Linked DNA regions of Homo sapiens: region 1 is linked to region 2. A link is a contact called in ENCODE Hi-C or POLR2A ChIA-PET data. All regions are on one chromosome and are shown on one strand. Each heading gives the region's core, a stretch centred on a gene start or an enhancer-like site at or near the end of the contact. The rest is flanking DNA. Distances are from core to core; before and after follow the strand shown. Region 1 overlaps LOC101928391 (a long non-coding RNA gene). Region 2 holds the start of KDF1 (keratinocyte differentiation factor 1).

Region 1 (6,326 bases), core at 1,082-3,581, 98 kb after region 2:
TTCAAAAAAAAAAAAAACAGAGACAGAAGAGTGAGGTGGGAAAATACCCAATCCTTTGGCACGTATCACTTCGATTCATATTTCTTTGCTAAAGCTTGGGCCCATGGCTTCACCTAGTTGCAAGGGAAACTGGGAAATGTACTTTCTTTCTTCTTCTTCTTCTTTTTTTTGAGATGAAGAGTCTCGCTCGCTCCGTCGCCCAGACTGGAGTGCAATGGCGTGATCTCGGCTCACTGCAACCTCCGCCTCCTGTGTTTAAGCAATTCTCCTGCCTCACCCTCCCAAGTAGCTGGGATTACAGGCACTGGCCACCACACCCGGCCAATTTTTTGTATTTTTAGTAGAGACGGGGTTTCATCATGTTCGCCAGGCTAGTCTTGAACTCCTGACCTCAAGTGATCCACCCGCCTCCGCCTCCCAAAGTGCTGGGATTACAGGTGTGAGCCACCAGGCCCGGCCTGGGAAATGTGCTTTCTAGCCACGCAGCATGTGCCCAGCTAAAATATGGCCATTCTATTTATTAAAGAGAGAAGGAGAAACTACGCATTTGAGGATGACTAGCAGTCAATGCTGTGTAATCTGCCTCCAGGGTTCTCAGCAGTGTTCTCAGTAAATATGAGTATCCCATGGATTAGGTGGTTTAATTTCTTATCATAAAACAATCATAAGTATCAAGTTTTTATCTATGAATTGGTTAGGGAGATTTAGGCTGCAAGTAACAGAATACTAAGCTAAAAGTTGTCTAAAGAGTTGGGAGTTTCCTAGCTTAGCCAACATAAGAGGAGACCTCTATCTTTACAAATAATTTTTTTTTTTTTTTTTTTTTTGGAGACAGAGGCTTGCTCTGTTGCCCAGGCTGGAGCGCAGTGGTGCGATCTCGGCTCACTGCAACCTCCACCTCCCGGGTTCAAGTGATTCTTCTGCCTCAGCCTCCCAAGTAGCTGGGACTACAGGCACATACCACCACGCCTGGCTAATTTTTGTATTTTTAGTAGAGATGGGGTTTCCTCATGTTGGCCAGGCTGGTCTTGAACTCCTGAACTCGTGATCTGCCCGCCTCAGCCTCCCAAAGTGCTGGGATTACAGGCGTGAGCCACTGTGCCCGGCCTTCTCCGAATAATTTTTTTAAATGAGCCAGGTGCGGTGGTATGTGCCTGTGGTCCCAGCTACTCAGGAGGCTGAGGCAGGAGGATCGTCTGAGCCTGGGAGGTCAAGGCTGCAGTGAGCCATGATCACACCACTACAGTCCAGCCTCCAGCCTCTGCAATGGAGTGAGAGTGTCTCAAAAAAAAAAAAAAAAAAAAAAAAACACAACAAAAAAACCCCACAGGACTTTTATCTTAAGATATCTTGGGGTAGACCATTTTTGAGTCAAGGCCCTCATGGTTGAAAGATGACTACCGTGGCTCCAAGCATCATATCCACAGAGAGCAACTAAATAACAGCTGTTATATATTGAGTACTTATCATGTGCTAGAACTGTCTGGGCATTTTAGGTGTATTCACTCATTTGATTTTCACAGCACCCTGAGAAGAAAGTCCAATTATTTTCATTTTGCAGAGGAGGAACACGAGGTACAGAAAGGTCAAGTAATCTGCTTAAGACAACACAGCCAATCGGAGGCAGAGCCATGCTTTTAGCCCAGATGGTTTGACCCTGGAGCCTGCACTTTTGTGTGGCTGCATTTGCCACGGGCAGCATCTCAGGAAGGGAGGCTTGGACAGGGGTCCTCCTAAAACATCTCTTTTTGTAAGAGGAGGAAAATTCCTCCCAGAAGCCCCCAGCAGCCTCCCCCTCTTATCTCATTGGCCAGAACAGGGTCCCATGGTTCTCCCCAACCCAATTACCAGCAGAGGGGAGTGGATCAAATGTAAATATCCCAGTCACCATCCACCTGGGGGTAATTAGTACATTGTCCTCCCACCAGAACAAAACAAGCTTCTTTTAGCAAGGAAGCGGGGGGGCAAATATCTGCCCCTAGGCAGAACCCATGGTTGGTAGCTGGGGTCCGCCAGCCCACTGGGATTGAAATAAGGTTGGCTCAGACCCCATCCCTTACTTTCCACAAGGCTTCTGCAATTTCTCAGGCTTACAATTGTGTGCCTCTGATTTCCGGCTTCTGCTGAATTCTAGCAGCTGTTCCCTTTATTTCTGCCCTGGAATTGACTCAAATGTAGGATGCAGCCCGTTTCTTCTCCCAAGAAACCGTGGATACCAGACTGCTCTGTAAGCAGAATTTCACTAAGATTTGTGGGTCCCTGGAAGAGTTATAGAGTGGCTCAGCACACGACTGAAAGTGGCACTGGGACGTCTCTGCTCTTACAAGCTGGTTTCTCAGGCATCCTCCAGCCCCGCCCGCACAGGGCTGCTGCTCCCATCTGCTGGCGCCCATGCCCATCTACCCGCCTCCCTTCTTCAGCCCCTGCGTGACAGACACCTCGATGCCCCAGGGGCTTCCAATTCTCACACAGGAGACCCTGCATTTCAGCTCTCCCTAGCCCCTCCTGCTCTTCCCAAACCAGGCTGCCAAGCCAAACCCAGTAAGGGCCTTTTAAGAACAAAAGGGCCTTTTAGTTAATGCAGCAGGATCTACTTTCCTTAGAAGGAAGCTTTGGTTATAAATAACAACCTTTCCCCTCTGGATTCCTCCAGGTGCATTGGAAATTCAAATTTCAGAATAAGCTGACTGCCAAGAGGGCCCTCCCCCTGTCGGGAGTCCCTTAGTCCATGGGAAATTCACAGAGAAGGAAACAGTCACTTTTCCTGCACCTGAGAAGGTAAAAATCAAACTGCCTTAGAAAGATTCTGTCCTCCTAAAAACTGGTGCCTCTGTACACCTCAAGGAGTCAGCAGGCTCTCCCTCCGAGGCTTAAAAGCCTCAGGGATTTCTTTTTTTCTTTTTTTCTTTTTTTTTTTTTGAGACGGAGTCTCGCTCTGTCACCCAGGCTGGAGTGCAGTGGCGCGGTCTTGGCTCACTGCAACCTCTGCCTGCCGGGTTCAAGTGATTCTCCTGCCTCAGCCACCTGTGAGCCACCGTGCCAGCCAGCCTCAGTGATTTCTTAGGAGCCTGTTGTATGCAATCTTGAGGGCTGAAGAAGTGAGAGGGACCCACCCCATCCTACCTCTACAGAATGCTTGGCACCCCCACCAATGTTCCTAGACTCCATCTCAGGACCAAGGTAGTGTAGACCCAAAGCCCGGCCCTATCCTGGCTCCCAAGCATCCCACAGCCTCTGGGGTAGAGGTGGTTAGAGGCACCAGCTCTAGACCTTGGCTGCCTTCTGTCTGCCCTCAGGGTCTGCTCAGATCAGGACACCCCCTCCCCCAGGCTGGGGCTCAGCCTCAGCATCCTTGGCAGGGCTCCCCACAGGGGCATTTCCACAACTTTCCAGCCCTGGCCTCCTGTTCAAGGGTTCGGCCTCAGGCAGGACTAGAGCTGAGTTGCAGAGGAGGAGGAGGAGCGGGGAGAGAGCCGAGTAGTTCAGGTTGCCGCAGGGGAGACAGGAGGGAGGAGAAGAGAAGGAGGGGAGGGAGCGAAGGTCCTCAGAACCCAAGTGCGGGGCAGCCTCAGGAAGGTGACTTCTGTTATTCTCCCTGTGTGCTGTGTCTTTAGGAAAATCCCCCTCACACGACAGCCCAACAGCCTTATACCCGCAGTTGCTCTGGGAGCAGGGGAAAATGTCCTGCAGTTCTTGCCCCTCATTTGGGTCAACTCCAGGACAGAAGTAAAGGCGACAGCTGCAAGGAATCAGCAGAAGCAGGACAGCAGCCATGAGCACATGAGCCCCCAGAGCTGGCAGAAACCTTGGAGGCTTTGTGTAGCTACAGTGATGGCCACGTCTGGGCTGGCACTCACCTTATGCCAGTCTCTAGGGAGGAGCCCGCATTTGCAGGCTGGGTTACATCTTTTCCCCTCTTCCACGCTGGGATTCTTTTTTTTTTTTTTTTTTTTTTTTGAGACAGAGTCTCGCTCTGTCGCCCAGGCTGGAGTGCAGTGGTGCGATCTCGGCTCACTGCAAACTCCGCCTCCCAGGTTCAAGCAATTCTCCTGCCTCAGCCTCCGGAGTAGCTGGGATTACAGGCACCCACCCCCATGCCCGGCTAATTTTTGTATTTTTAGTAGAGACAGGGTTTCGCCATGTTGGCCAAGCTAGTCTCAAACTCCTGACCTCAGGTGATCCGCCTGCCTTGGCCTCCCAAAGTGCGGGGATTACAAGCATGAGCCACCGTGCCCGGCCTGGAAATTGTTTTTTTTTTTAAACCCTCAGGTGATTCTGACTCTCCTGGAACCTGAGAACCACCAGTCTACGGGAACAGAGCCCTGCTTTGGGTCAGGTGTGTATAACTATGGTATTCCCTTTCTTCTCTGCCTCTATTGTTGATGTTGTTTTTTTGTTTTTTGTTTTTTTTTGAAACGGAGTCTCGCTGTTGCCCAGGCTGGAGTGCAGTGGCGCAATCTCGGCTCACTACAATCTCCGCCTCTGGGGTTCACGCCATTCTCCTGCCTCAGCCTCCCGAGTAGCTGGTAAGGGAGGAGACCACCCCTCACATTGTCTTATGCCCAATTTCTGCCTCCAAAGAAAGAAGTAAAAACTAAAAGGCAGAAATGAAATCCACAGGCAGACAGCCCGGCGCTGCACCCTGGGCCTGGTAGTTAAAGATCGACCCCTGACCTAATCAGTTATGTTGTCTATAGATTACAGACATTGTATAGAAATGCACTGTGAAAATCCCTATCTGTTTTGTTCCGATCTAGTTACCAGTGCATGCAGACCCCAGTCACGTACCCCTTGCTTGCTCAATCAATCCCGACCCCCTCACACGCACCCTCCTTAGAGTTGTGAGCCCTTAAAAGGGATAGGAATTGCTCACTCGGGGAGCTCGGCTCTCGAGACAGGAGTCTTGCCGATGCCCCCAGCCGATTAAACCCCTTCCTTCAACTCGGTGTCTGAGGAGTTTTGTCTGCAGCTCGTCCTGCTACACTGGGACTACAGGCGCTCGCCACCACGCCCGGCTAATTTTTTATATTTTTTAGTAGAGGCAGGGTTTCACCGTGTTAGCCAGGATGGTCTCGATTGCCTGACCTCATGATCCGCCTGCCTTGGCCTCCCAAAGTGTTGGGATTACAGGCGTGAGCCACCGCGCCCGGCCCCACTCTCTACCTCTGTTTGTTTAGGGGCAGGCATAGAATCCCATTCTAGTCAATGAGACAGAAAGGGGTTCTGGAAAGTTCCCCCACCCCCTTATAAAACAAGGAGGACGTCTTCAAGGAGGACGTCTGAGGAGAAGCTTTGCCGTGGCCTTTTGCCTTTGGATGCTGCCAGAGGGGTTAGAAGGCGGAGCTCCACAGTCAGGCAGCTGGGGTGTGTATCCTAGCGGGGAGAGCAAGAGACAGTGGGACAAAAATAATAACAGTAATAGCAGCAATGCTTCTTGAGGACTTTCCGCATGGCAGGCCCTATTCTAAGCACCTCATGTAGCATATTTTACCCTCAAACAGTCCTGAGGTAGGTTCTGTTATTGCGATTTTATAAATGAGGAAACTGAAGCACAGACAAGTTTAAATAACTCGTTCAAAGTCATACAGCTCATACATGGAGGCCAGCATGCAGGCCAGGTGTGTGGGGTATGGGCATTGCGGGCTACTTTAGGGACCCTGACCTTTTCCTCAGCATAGTGGGAAGCTGGTGAAAGGTTTTAAGCAGGGGTGGCCCCTCTGATTTACCTTTTTTTTTTTTTTTTTTTTTTTGAGACAGTGTCTCACTCTGTTGCCCAGGCTGGAGCGCACTGGTGAGATCTTGGCTCACTGCAGCCTCAAACTCCTGGGCTCAAGTGATCCTCCCACCTCAGCCTCCTGAGAAGCTGGGACTACAGGCAAATGCTACAGTGGCTGGCTACTTTTTGTAAAGACGGAGTTTCACCATGTTACCCAGGCTGGTTTTGAACTCCTGAGCTCAAGCAATCCGTCCACCTCTGCCTCCCAAAGTGCTGGGATTACACGCATGAGCCACCACATCTGGCCTGATTTACTTTTAAAAGTCACTGAAATGCTTTGCTCCTAAATTCTCTGCTGGGGACAAGCCAGCCACACTTGCACGGCCTGTTCTTCAGCCTCTTTTCCTCCCTGAGACATCAGTCCCTTAGCAAACCCAGCGTCTTGGGTGACTGGGACCAGGGTGACTCAATGGCAGATGCTGATGGGTGAGACAGCCACAAAGATGATCTTTGGAGAGTGAGTTATAGGTGATTTGTTTTATTTAATTTTTAATTTTTTTATTTTTTTTTGAGACAGAGTCTCACTCTGTCGCCCAGGCTGGAGTGCAGT
Region 2 (6,861 bases), core at 2,474-4,973:
ATAATGTTCTATTCTTAGGAAACATACATTGAAGCACTTGGGGATAAAGGGGCAGGATTATCTGCAACCTAATCTCAAATGGTTCAAACACAAAAGAACAAAAGTTATGTGTGTGTAGAGAAAGGGAAAGAGGGAATGTTGCCCATGGTAAATGGGGATGTGAAGGATACAGTTCTTTTATTTATTTTATTTTATTTTTAGAGATAAGGTCTCCCTCTGTTACCCAGATTGGAGTGCAGTGGTGCAACCCTAGCTCAATGAAGCCTCAAACAACAGGGCTCAAGTGATCCTCCTGCCTCAGCCACTTGAGTAGCTAGGACTATAGGTGCATACCACCCTGCCCCACTAGTTTTTTGTTTTGTTTTGTTTTTTGGTAGAAATGGGATCTTGCTATGTTGCTCAGGTGGTCTTGAATTCCTGGCCTCAAGTGATCTCCTGCCCTGGCCTCCCAAAGTGCTGGGATTACAGGCATGAGCCTCTGTGCCTGGCCTAGGATACAGTTCTTTAACCATTCCTACAACTCTTTAACCTACTCTCCTGGCCTTACTCAGCACTCCTTCTCCAGGGACCTTCTGGAACCACTAGTCAGATGGGAGGCCCTCTCCCCATGGCCTTCTGCTGGGCTGTCAGCTGGGTCAGCCTTGTACTGATTGTTTGAGGATAAGTCTATGTCCCCAAGGACCATGACCCTGAAGTGCAGGGACTGTGTGTAATTCTTTTCTGCCTCAGGGTCTGGAACAGGGTTTGGTACACTAGGTGCCTCAGGGGACTGACAGATTTCAGGTTGCCTCAGGGTAGAACCAGCGCCACTGGGTACAAAGAAAAAAAGACTTAGGCTCTACGTTGACCAGAGTATGGATGGGGGATAGGAGGTGAGGGAGAGAGTGAAATCCCATCTGCAACGGTATCCCAAATAAAATTCTAACAGGTGATTTTAAATTCCCTTGCAATCTGAGCTAAGTGGTTAAAAATCTTTGCTTTAGTTTGAGAAATGTGGGGTATGGATTCACACATTCACGCAATTAACAGATATTTACTGAGGGCCCACTGTGTGCCACATGCTGGATTTATTATTATTATTATTATTATTTGAGACAGTCTTACTCTGTCACCAACGCTGGAGTGCATGGCACGATCTTGGCTCACTGCAACCTCTGCCTCCCAGGTGGAGGCAATTCTCATGCCTCAGCCTCCTGAGTAGCTGGAATTACAGGTGCATGCCACCACACCCAGCTAATTTTTTTGTATTTTTAATAGAGATGGGGTTTCACCATGTTGGCCAGGCTGGTCTCGAACTCCTGACCTCAAGTATCCACCTGCCTCAGCCTCCCAAAGTGCTGACATTACAGGCATAAGCCACCGCGCCCAGCCAGCTGTTCTAAATTCTTTTTTTTTTTTTTTTTTTTGAGATGGAGTCTCACTCTGTTGCCCAGTCTGGAGTGGAGTGCAGTGGCGTGGTCTTGGCTCACTGCAACCTCTGCCTCCCGGGTGCAAGCGATTCTCCTGCCTCAGCCTCCTGAGTGGCTGGGACTACAGGCGCGTGCCACGCCTGGCTAATTTTTTGTATTTTTAGTAGAGATGGGGTTTCACCATGTTAGTCAGGATGGTCTGATCTCCTGACCTCGTGATCCACCCACCTCGGCCTCTCAAAGTACTGGGATTACAGGCGTGAGCCACCGCGCCCGGCCTAGCTGTTCTAAATTCTATGGATAAAGTGATAAAACAGACAAAATCCCTCAACCTCAGGAGTTTACAATCCAGTGAGAGTTGATTATTGATGGCTTACACTGTTCTAAGTACTTCAGACATAATAACCAATTAATTTTCACAACCCTCTTTGTAATATTATTACCTGTATTATTATACTAAAGCACAGACAGGTTAAATAAGTTGTCCAAAGCCATACATCTATCTGTACACAATTGGCCTGGCCCCAGACTCTTATCCACTACCCCATCCCATCTATTACTTGGGAGAAAAGAGGCAGTCAAAGCTGCCAGCTCCATGGACCAGCGTGTGCCCAGAGAGAGCCCATGTTGGGAGCCCTGTCTTCCAGGCTCAAGCCTTCAGGAGAGTGGACAGATCTACAGTTAACCATGCTGAGCTCGGAAGTACGTGGGGCTCCTGAGGATGGACTGGCTATTGTCTTCTCCCCAACCTCCAAAGCTTTAGGACTCTCTATTATTGATTAAATTAATACAACGAGGTGCCCAGCGTTGTGCTAAATGCTGAGAAAACAGCAGTGAATGGGCCAGAGGACTTTCACCTTATTTGACTCTCACAATTGCTCTGAAAATAAGTAGTATATCTCCATTTCACAGATCAGGAATCTGAAGCTCAGAAAGGTGAAGTGACTGGCCCAGAGACACCTAGCAAGAGAGGGCTGGAGTAAGATTTGCACTGTGGCCCGCCAGGCTCTGAAGCCTGCGTACTTTGTGTGTGCCACACATCTCCAGCGGTGGTGGGATGAGAAGAGAAGACCTGGGATAAGGACAATGCCTGCCTCAGTTCCCCACTTCCCTCCAGCCATTGAACCCTCCTGAAGTCAAACTCAGGCAGTTTCTTCCAGGCTGTATCTCCCCGACCCTGCTGCCACCGCCCCGCCACCACCCCGCCCAATCCTAGGAACCTGGTCACTTGGTTTAGTGAGGGGAGACTCCCTGTCCCTATTGTGGCTTGAGGCAAGATTCTTAACCTCACTTTCCTCATCTTTAAATAAGGAGAGACTAGTATCTTCATGCCCCGCCAATCCCGTGAGATTTAAATGAAATATTGAGTGCAGGGGGCTTCCCGCAGTGGCCTTGCCCATGGGAGGGGCTAGGTCACTAGGCGATCTAAGGCACCGCAAGGATGTTCCCGGGGGTCAGAGGGTCCCGGCCCGCCCTCCCTGGATTTCTCGTTGATGCTTTCCTCTTCCCCCTTAGTCCCGCGAACACACACACACACTCAAGGGTCTATGTACCGTCCCCTCCTCCGAGGGTCCCCAGGACAGGCCCGGCCGCACCAGCCTCTGCCCCCAGCCCAGTGCCAAGCCTCGGACACCCGGCCGGGGAGGACCACCCCAGTCCTGCTCGAGAAACAGCCGTCGGCTCAGTGCACCCTCGGCCTCCTGCCCCAAAGGTGCAGCCCGAGAGTCCCATATCCGCGGGCAGCTAGTCCTGGGGACAAGGAAGAACCAGATCCTGGCACTGTCCCCCGGGCTACCACAGCCCCTACACCAACTCTGCCCTCGGGGCGAGCACTACCCTCTCCAGCTGCAAGGGCCCTACCCCGCGGGCGGACCCAGCCTCCCTCCCGTCCCGACGCTGTTCCTCGGGGTGAGCACCAGCGTTTGTCCCATCCCGACGCTGCCCCCCGGTGAGTGCGGCCCCCGCACCCAGCCAGTGCAGCCCTAAGGGCGAACGCGGCCCCTCACCCCATTCTGCGCGCCCAGCCCGGGCGCCCGCTCAGGCCGCTCCCCAGCCCGGCCCGCGCACCCCGGAAGTAGGAGGGTGGCCCCCGAGGAACCGGGCCCGGGACCCTCTCCTGTCCGGGCTCAGCTTCGGGGGGCTCCCGACACCGGCGCCGCCCTGGCTTGCGCCCCCCTGGGCCCGCGCCGGGCTTACCTGTCCCGCCAGGTGAGCCGCCTCCGGCTCAGCCCCTCCCCCGCCCCCTCGCCGCTCACCTGGGGCGCAGGTGAGCGTCTCGCGGGAGCGCTGCACGGGCCGCCGCTAGGGACACACTTCCTGCCTCCGCGAAGCGCTACCGCGCACCTGGACCGAGGCCCCGCCCCGGGGCTCTGCAGAGCTGCGCGTCCCCGCTCGAGTGCTCGGCCCGTTCAGCCTAGTCCGGGTAGGTGAGGTGTGGCGGGGAGGGGTCGAGAGGCGCTGGGGCTCAGTCTCCTCTTCTGTTCAACAGGCTGGTGGTCCTGTCAGTCTCTGAGCACCTGTGGAACTTCTGCCCGGCCGTAAAGCTCCAACTCAAAGGGAAGCTCTCTTCTGGGAAGCTTTCCCTGATCCTGTCTGTTTTTCTGTTGGTTAGAACAGTCCCTGTACTCAGCACACTGTCGTTTTGTTGTCTTCTGTCTCCTCCTTTAGCCTCCTACCTTGCAGGGTTTGGTCTTGTTCCCCTGTGTTCCTGGTGCTCAGCACAGGTCCTGGCACATACTAGGTGTTCAACAAATATTTTCCACTGAATGAGGCCCTGGGCCCCAATTTCTCCCTTTGCCCTGAGGCAGAACTGGGAGCCTGGGCCGCTGATCAGTTTACCTTTTCTTTTGTTCAGAGAAATCTGCAGGTAAAGACAGGAACCTCAGCTCTGAGGCCCCGAGTAGGGTAGAGGAGGGGGACCGGATATGCAGCTCTGAAAGATACATCCAGGATCAGAAGTGGTGGCCAAAATGGGCCATGGTCACTACATCCAAAAAAGGTCTCTGCAAGAGGCAACACCATTGAATGTCAATAAGGCAAGGCTCAGACTATTCTGGGTTACTGTTCCCCTTAATATTAATAACAACTCAATAACTTAACAATAGCATTAATAAACAAGTGACTTGGCCGGGCGCAGTGGCTCATGCCTGTAATCCCAGCACTTTGGGAGGCCGAGGCGGGAGGATCGCGAGGTGGGAGTTTGAGACCAGCCTGGCCAACATAGTGAAACCCAGTCTCTACTAAAAATACAAAAAATTAGCCTAGCATGGTAGCAAGTGCCTGTAATCCCAGCTACTCGGGAGGCTGAGGCAGGAGAATGGCTTGAACCCAGCAGGCAGAGGTTGCAGTGAGCCGAGATCGCGCCATTGCACTCCAGCCTGGGCGACAGAGCGAGACTCTGTCTCAAATAAACAAAACAAACAAACAAACAAGTGACTTTTAGGGAGCATCTCCAGGAGCCATGCATGCCGAAGCCGTTAATCTGTGAAGTGGGTCAGGTATTATCATATCCATTTTACAGTAAGAGGAAACTGAAGCTTAGAGAGGGGACATTGTTTGCTCAGGCAGTTGGCACAAACTGACTTTTGGCAAGGCACTTTCCTTCTCTAAACCTAATCTCTGGAGATAGTAGTACCTCTCTTTAACTGGGAGGATTAAAAGAGATCATGGATGCAACAGGAAGATATCACTGGGATGCATTAGGCATAGGTGTTCAATTTCCACCAGAGACCCTCCATCCCAGCGCCTCCCACCACATCTTGTCCACATTCCCTCCTGAGGAAAGTGCACATTGTATTCTTATTTGGAGCTCAGAGAATGAGTCACATCCTCACTTCACAGTCACATCTTGTGCAGTTGAACATCTGTGTACTCTAAAACCTAGCAAGTCCATTCCTATGGTACAGCCACAGTAAGCTCTTGTGCAATGCACCAGGAGAGAATGTATACAAGAATGTTACTAGAAACATTGTTTGTGGTAGCCCCAAACCGAAAACACGGAAATGCTACTGACAGGAGATAGAGAAATGTGGGATATTCATGCAAAGGAATTAATTATAGAGCAGTAGAAAATGAATGAAAAATAGCAACATGGTTGGATCATGGTAATATAATATTGGATTGAAAAAAGGCAAATCTCAGAAGACTACATATGGAATGACATCCTTTATATATGATTCAAAAATAACTAGAACTACTGCATCTAAGCATAATATTTGGTTGAACCATATGAATTTGCTGTTATTTGACCTGTTTTGATCTAAAAGTAATGGCAGATTCATGTGCTTCAGCCTAATTTTTACGTGAAAAAAAACTAAGAAAAGAGCAAGGCGTTGGGTGCAATAGCCTGGGCCTGTAATCCCAGCTACTTGGGAGGCTGAGGCAAGAGAATCTCTTGAGCCAAGGAGTTCAAGACCAGCCTGGGCAACATAGCAAGACCCTATCTCAAAAAAGAAAAGAAAGAAAAGAGCAAGGGAATGAGAAACACAAAGTTCAGAATAATGAATACCTGGGGGGCTAGGCATGGTGGCTCATGCCTATAATCCCAGCACTTTGGGAAGCCAAGGATTTGGGAGGTTTGGTTGAGCCCAGGACTTCAAGACCAGCCTGGGCAACATAGAAGGACCTGTCTCTATGGAAGGAAAAAAAAAAAAAAAAAAAGGCTGGTCATGCATCTGTGGTCCCAGCTACTTGGGAGGCTGTGGCAGGAGGATTGCTTGAGCCCAGGAGGTCAAGGCTGCAGTGAACCATATTAACACCACTGCCCTGCCCTCCAGCCTGGAACACACCACACACACACACACACACACACACACACACACACACACACACACAAAATTACCTGGGGGAGGATGCAGGGATCCTCCTATTAAATCTACCTGTGGGAGAGAAACCCATAGGTAGATTTAATTTTTAGCAATGTTCTGGTTTTTGTGAATAGTGGATTCAGGGGCTTTCATTTTATAATGAATGAATGAAAAAATAGAAGTTTATGCTCTAATGCTAAATAATTAGAGTTAGTGTCACTTGCAAAGTTCTCAAGATACGCAAACACATGAGAGCCTAGGGTCTTATTTATTTTATTTTATTTTATTTTATTTTATTTTTTTGAGATGGAGTCTCGCTTTGTCACCAGGCTGGAGTGCAGTGGCACGATCTCGGCTCGCTGCAACCTCTGCCTCCCGGGTTCAAGCAGTTCTGCCTCAGCCTCCCAAGTAGCTGGGACTGCAGGTGTGCACCACCATGCCCAGCTAATTTTTTTATTTTTAGTAGAGACAGGGTTTCACCATGTTGGCCAGGATGGTCTCAATCTCTTGACCTCAATGATCCGCCTGCGTCGACCTCCCAAAGTGCTGGGATTACAGGCGTGAGCCACTGCGCCTGGCCTAGGTTCTTATTTAGTTTTTGTTGTTGTTGTTGTTGTTGCTGTTGTTTGAGACAGGGTCTCACTTTG

What was found. Hi-C counts contacts between places; a loop is a spot of excess contacts on that map. ChIA-PET counts read pairs that join two places held with the same protein, here RNA polymerase II (POLR2A). Pooled maps may share reads with other maps.
Region 1: POLR2A ChIA-PET joins it to region 2 with 10 read pairs in AG04450. The contact joins the enhancer-like site here to the promoter of KDF1 in region 2. A Hi-C loop is called at or near these places in 11 of 168 maps with a recorded cell type or tissue (CD14-positive monocyte, Caco-2, HCT116 and 8 more), 2 of 37 single-sample maps with no recorded cell type and 15 of 50 pooled maps. POLR2A ChIA-PET finds 5 or more read pairs at or near these places in 7 of 52 experiments (AG04450, Caco-2, H1 and 2 more).

The regions. Positions count from the first base shown.
Region 1 is chr1:27,055,745-27,062,070 of GRCh38, forward strand. It overlaps LOC101928391 (a long non-coding RNA gene), which reads left to right. Exons shown (of 8, transcript XR_007065559.1): 6 at 2,654-2,778; 7 at 4,270-4,336. Among named protein-coding and RNA genes, the nearest start is that of TENT5B, 46 kb to the left of the region's middle. RefSeq lists silencers at 2,294-2,588, 3,314-3,608. Within about 2 kb of position 2,332, at least 3 of the 41 ENCODE cell types and tissues checked have a DNase peak (open chromatin) inside an H3K27ac peak, as active enhancers do.
Region 2 is chr1:26,956,745-26,963,605 of GRCh38, forward strand. It overlaps KDF1 (keratinocyte differentiation factor 1), which reads right to left and starts at 3,724. Exons shown (of 4, transcript NM_152365.3): 1 at 3,606-3,724. RefSeq lists an enhancer at 3,162-3,844 and a silencer at 4,714-5,008.